Regions from separate parts of the Homo sapiens genome. Here region 1 is linked to region 2. Evidence: read pairs that join two places in POLR2A ChIA-PET (ENCODE). Cell type or tissue: Caco-2. All regions are shown on one strand. Links, peaks and the distances in the headings refer to the core of each region. The heading gives the core; the rest is flanking DNA.

Region 1 (2,903 bases), core at 113-2,612, 320 kb before region 2:
TGTCTCTACTAAAAATACAAAAATTAGCCGGGCGTGATGGCGCACGCCTGTAATCCCAGCTACTCAGGAGGCTGAGGCTGGAGAATCGCTTGAACCTGGGAGGCGGAAGTTGCAGTGAGCCGAGATTGTGCCACTGCACTCCAGCCTGGTCAACAGAGTAAGACTGTCTCAAAAAAAAAAAAAGAAAAGAAAAAAAAATCTCATCCCACACTTACCCTCTTGCCAAAGCATTATCAGGAAAACCACAAGCAAATTAGACCTTGAAATCCCTCTGCAGGCCTTTGAGAGGATATTTTATTGAGCTTGTGAGAGGGTGGGACAAATGAGATGGTTATAGCTTCATGATTATAGCTGTTGTGCTTGGGGATCTTTCCACAGTCTCACTGGACTTCCAGGACCTGCTGGCTGAAACAGAACAGAGACTTTGTGTGTGTGTGAGAAAAGGGACTAAGGTAGTAAGGGACTGAGGTAGGGGGTTGCAGAGAATGAGCAGCTGGTGGTGGGATGGTGGAAATCCCCACATTTGAGATTGGAGCTCTTGCAGGAATTGGTGATGCTCATACTTCTGGACCTTCAAGGAATAGGCAGGATCCTGACTAGTCTTTATCTATATTCTGTGTCTTTTGTGCCCACATCCCATTATTAATGACCAACCTCCAAGTCTGGGCCTACATCTGGATACCACCTAATGATCACATGCCAGGTGCAGACCAGGGCCACATGCTGTATCGCTATCCAGGTCCAATGCTGTCCTGGGGCTTCCCACATCTCCATGGCCCCGTGGCCCCAGCCAGATGCCTAGCCCTGCAGTGTACTGCATGAGAAAGGCCAGGTGCAGGAATTAAGCAGGGGATGCAGACCAGTGGTGCTAAGGACAGGTACCAAGAAGCAGAGCCATAGCCACACCAGCCGTGCACCAAATTTGAAGCTGCAAGTACCCAGCCCACCATAAAGGTGCCCATGGTGAGCAAAGCCATGCAGAGTGCCTGCCACTGCCACTATTTCCTCAGTACCTGATGCTGCCAATAGATTCACTGTAGCACCATCACCAAGTCCTACAGGTCTAGTGATGGCTCCCTCAATGAGATCAAGATCTGCACTCCCTTCCCTGGTTACTTCATGGTACACTGTGGACGCCATGGCTACAAGTCATAGAATGAGGCAGTAGCCCCACCAGTGTCACCAAGAATGCCACAAGTGGTAGCATACCAGTCGATATCCAGCTAGTGCCCTAGATGTCTACGACTTGCACAAAGCAGAAATGTTAAATTGTATGGGCCCAGTCTGGAGGTTAGCTTGCCTGCATAAGCCCCTGGCACTGCTTCCAGGAAAAGTCAAGACAAAGATGACCAAGTGGAAAAACCAGGCAGCAGCCAGCAAGGCCCAGTCGTGGAATGGACAGAGGTAGGGTCCAGCAACCTCCTGGGCTCAAACGATCCTCCCATCTCAGCCTCTGAAATATTTGGGACTACAAGTGCATACCATAAGAGCCAGCTAATTTTTATATTTTTGGTAAAGACAGGGTCTCACTATGTTGCCCAGGCTGGTCCTGAACTCCTAGGCTCAAGCTATCCTCCCACCTCGCCCCAAAGTGCTGGGATTACAGGCATAAGCCACCACACTTGGCCAGTTTCAGCAACTTTTTTTTTTTTTTTTTTTTTTGAGACGGAGTCTTGCTCTGTCGCCCAGGCTAGAGTGCAGTGGCGCGATCTCGGCTCCCTGCAACCTCCGCCTCCCAGGTTCAAGCGATTCTCCTGCCTCAGCCTCCCAAGTAGCTGGGATTACAGGTGCCCGCCACTGCACCTAATTTTTGTATTTTTAGTAGAGACGGGGTTTCACCATCTTGGCCAGGCTGGTCTCGAACTCCTGACCTCATGACCCACTCGCCTCGGCCTCTCAAAGTGCGGGGATTACAAGTGTGAGCCACCATGCCTGGCCAAAGAAGGAAGGCTTCAGGAACTCTTAAGGGAAGACTCTTCAGGCTGGCAGGCCCCAGCACCCTCCCTCCAATAGAAGTCAGACAAGATTCACTCTGGTCCTCTCTGCTTGTCCTCTTTTCAGGGCAGCAAGATCTGCCCCACAGCAGTTTTCCTCCTGCTCTGTTACCTGCAGGGATGCAGTTAGTGTTCAAGTTACAGCAAAGAAAAAGCTGAGGACAGGAGAGGAGGAGGAAGATCTCCCAGTACTTCTGTCCCCCAAGTCCTCCCTGACTTGTCAGCCCCAGGCTGCTCTGGTGAATGCACCTTTTACTCCACGCTGTCAGCTCCAGTGCTTCATATACTCCTCTGTCCCTTGGCTATATTGAGATCCTGACGATGCCTACCAAGCTGCCTCTTATGTAGGATCCAGAACCAGTGGGATGAAAGAGCAGCAGGTAGGCTCCAAAAAGCTGATAGCACTGGGGGCTTCATGACCCATAGGACATGAGCTGGGACCCCATCATCTCCCTTCAGACTAGGGCACTTTCAGGGTCTCTCATATATAAACACACATACACACACATACACACCGCAAATGATGGGGAGGGGAGGTGGCCCCAGCATGTGGTGGATCACAGTCACTAAGTCTACTTACTTATTATTTATTTTTAAAATATATTTAAACAGCAGCAGTCACTTCCAAAATGCAAAAAAAATTACAATTTTTAGAATAAAATTATAATGTTTATAATGCGGGTCAGAAGAATTGAAGGTACAACAGAATCAAATCACGCAGCACTGGAGGCGGCTGGAGAAGCCAAAGCCCACTGGTCAGGGGTCCAAGCTGACAAGAAGTCCCAACCTGAGAGGTCTCCACACCCAAATCATACCCCTCAGCTTCCCATTGACAGAGCCAGTGTCCTCTGGGTTAGAGAAGGAGAAGCGGCAAGGAGCTGGCCCTCTGTGTGGGTGTCCCAAACCCAG
Region 2 (2,859 bases), core at 1-2,500:
GAGCAGAAATAAAAGGGCCCACCTGGTTTGGTCTTAGCTCTGCAATGTCTCCAACCACTAGACTCTCCATCAGCTTCACCCGGTCACTACCAAGTATCTTGGTCTGGGGAAGAGATTGAAAGCCTCAGGCCATTGCAACAGCTACAATCCAAAAGGCTACTAAGCAAGGATGCATCCTCCCTGCCATCCACAGTGCAGTCCAGCCCACCCAAAGTGACTAACCAGTCTTTTGGTTCTACACGTGGCAAAGGACCACCTTCTGATTTCCTGACCTCCCCCAGTCACTCTGTGTGGGGGGACTGCCAGGGAACTGGACAGGACCTAGCACCTTCCTGAAATAACCCCTTTTCAAACCAACATCCAGCCCAATACATGAGAGTGGGTGTCAGCCCTGGAAAACCCGGGACATTAAGGCACACCATTTAATGGGGGCAAGCTAGAAGGATGAGATGATGAGACCCTCTGAGCTCATTTCCTTGGGGCCATTGACCTATCCATGACACCCCCATGACCTCTAGCTCTTCTGAGAAGGCTGTCCTTGGAATCCAGTTCACAGCAAACAAAGCCAAGGAGTGGACCACTGTAAACAGGGAGGAAGGCCTGATCAGATGGCCAGTGTGCTCCCCTGGCTCACCTGCAGCATATGAGACACGTCAAAGAGCGAGCAGTGCTGGCGTGTGTGCAGGTGCGAGTCAGTGTGACTGTCCCGGTACTGCACTGGCAGACTCCAACCCGCAAACGCCACCATTTTCCCGCCGTGGGCCAGGTGGAAGTCATAGAGCGGTGTCCTGCGGAGCACCTCCTGTGGGCGGCTGGGCTTAGTGCCACCAGGGCCCTAGCCCCCAGCCGCTTCCCTCCCCCACCCTCCAAGATCAGCACCCTCTATCCCACCTGTGCGCAACTAAGTGGACGACACAAGGCCGGGGGGAATGCCTGCAGGCGAAAGCCCAGACGGGCCACCACACTTACAGCCCTCTGCATCGTCGCCTGCAACGAGTGCAGACGGCGCACAGAGGCCACCACACTGCCAGGCACGCCGGGAGATGTAGTCCAGGCCTCTGCTCGGACAGGTCTCTCTCCGGAGCAAAGGATCTGAAGGGGGCGTGGGCAGCCCCAAGGGCAGGCTGGGATTTAGAGCAGAGAATGCAGGAACCCGCAACCACAGGGAAGAAGCCTCCAGCTCTTTCGGCTGACTCTTCAGGGCAGCTCGGGCAATCCAGAGCTGATTGGGCTGCCCAGAACAAAGCTAGGGGCTAGACCGCCCCCTGCAGAACCGCCCTGTCTCCAGAGGGTCAAAGTTCTGGAAAGGGCTGAAAGGTCTGAATCATACCTTTAGGACCTCAAGAGAGTAAGGTCAAGTGGGGGTGGGGAAGGTGGGCCAGCCTGGCAGGTAGGCAGCACCACAGTAGTCTGTCCTCATGTGGACCCCTAGTTCCACAGCTCTCCCACCAGGCAGACACAGGCAGCCAGCAGTCATGCATTCCACAAGTATTTATTGATCTTACTGCATACCAGGCCCTCAGATGGGGACACAGCCACGAATGAAGCATGGTCCCTGCTACCACAAGGTCCTCTTCACTTACACACACACTGAGGACTACTGCTTCGTCACGCTTTCCGAAGCAGCTGAGTGGGGCTATGTAAGTGACCTTGCAGATGAAGTCGCCACCTGCAAGAACTCACAGGTGAGAACAGAGGGTGGCCACCAAAAGGTCACTGAACTCCCCCGAGAAAACTGTTGAGCCACACACATGTCCAACTTTCCAGGTCCAAGACATACTGCAGTACTGCTTTGTAATAGCCACCAGGTGCAAAGCCAGGAAGAACCAGAGGGAAACAGGTTTTTCTCACATGAGGGAAGAGCAGCCTGCATCACTTAATGGTTGGACTGAGTTAATGCAGGACTTAGGCCTCTTAAAAGGCAACAATGAGAACCCTTACTTGGACCCACTCCCCACCACGGTTGATCTCTCATTATGCTGAGCATATCTCTTGGAAAGGGGCAGGGCGGGCGCGGTGGCTCATGCCTGTAATCCCAGCACTTTGGAAGGCCAAGGCAGGCAGATCACCTGAGGTCAGGTGTTTGAGACCAGCCTGACCAACATGGAGAAACCCCATCTCTACTACAAATACAAAATTAGCCAGGCATGGTGATGCATGACTGTAATCCCAGCTACTCGGGAGACTGAGGCAGGAGAATTGCTTGAACCTGGGAGGCGGAGGTTGCAGTTAGCCAAGATTGCACTATTGCACTCCAGCCTGGGCAACAAGAGCAAAACTCAACCTCAAAAAAAACAACAAAAAAGGAGAGGGGCAACTGGGAGAAAGGATAGAGATGTGCTTTGGGCTATGTCAGATGGCAGAAGGGTCCCAGTTCTTTTTTTTTTGTTTGTTTGTTTAAGATGGAGTTTCGCTCTTCTTGCCCAGGCTGGAGTGCAATGGCATGATCTCAGGTCCGCAACCTCCACTTCCCGGGTTCAAGAGATTCTCCTGCCTCAGCCTCCCAAGTAGCTGGGATTACAGGTGCCTACCACCACGCCCAGCTAATTTTTTGTATTTTTAGTAGAGACGGGGTTTCTCCAGGTTGGTCAGGCTGGTCTTGAACTCCTGACCTCAGGTGATCCGCCTGCCTGGGCCTCCCAAAGTGCTGGGATTACAGGCGTGAGCCACTGCACCCTGCCTAGAAGGGTCCCAGTTCTTATGCTCAGGCCCTGGTTTTGCTAGAGACACGTGCCCAGGCCCTATGGGCACACCCACTTGAACATATATTCAGGAGCCAGCTCAGAAACCAAGAGACTCAGGCTGCCCAAATCTTCAGGTTTCCTTCCTAGGCAGGCAGCAGAAGAGTTCAGACAGGAA

Evidence for each region. ChIA-PET counts read pairs that join two places held together with the same protein. Peaks named below come from ENCODE experiments on the same cell type or tissue, not always from the same donor. Only the 100,000 strongest peaks of a DNase experiment are listed, where the experiment ranks them.
Region 1: POLR2A ChIA-PET joins it to region 2 with 6 read pairs; 19 of 35 experiments call an interaction of 5 or more read pairs at or near these places.

Annotation. Positions count from the first base shown.
Region 1 is chr3:49,105,485-49,108,387 of GRCh38, forward strand. USP19 (ubiquitin specific peptidase 19) reads right to left here. Exons shown (of 27, transcript NM_001199161.2): 27 at 2,566-2,903. Among named protein-coding and RNA genes, the nearest start is that of QARS1, 2.2 kb to the left of the region's middle. RefSeq lists an enhancer at 1-447. In Caco-2, for the core only: no CTCF peak of the experiment used is centred there; no DNase peak of the experiment used is centred there; H3K4me3 peaks cover 611 bases.
Region 2 is chr3:49,421,470-49,424,328 of GRCh38, forward strand. It overlaps AMT (aminomethyltransferase), which reads right to left and starts at 1,004. Exons shown (of 9, transcript NM_000481.4): 1 at 892-1,004; 2 at 635-802; 3 at 23-103. The coding sequence starts at 981. NICN1 (nicolin 1, tubulin polyglutamylase complex subunit) reads right to left here. Exons shown (of 6, transcript NM_032316.3): 6 at 864-2,859. RefSeq lists enhancers at 1-631, 632-1,385. In Caco-2, for the core only: no CTCF peak of the experiment used is centred there; a DNase peak (open chromatin) is centred at 1,212.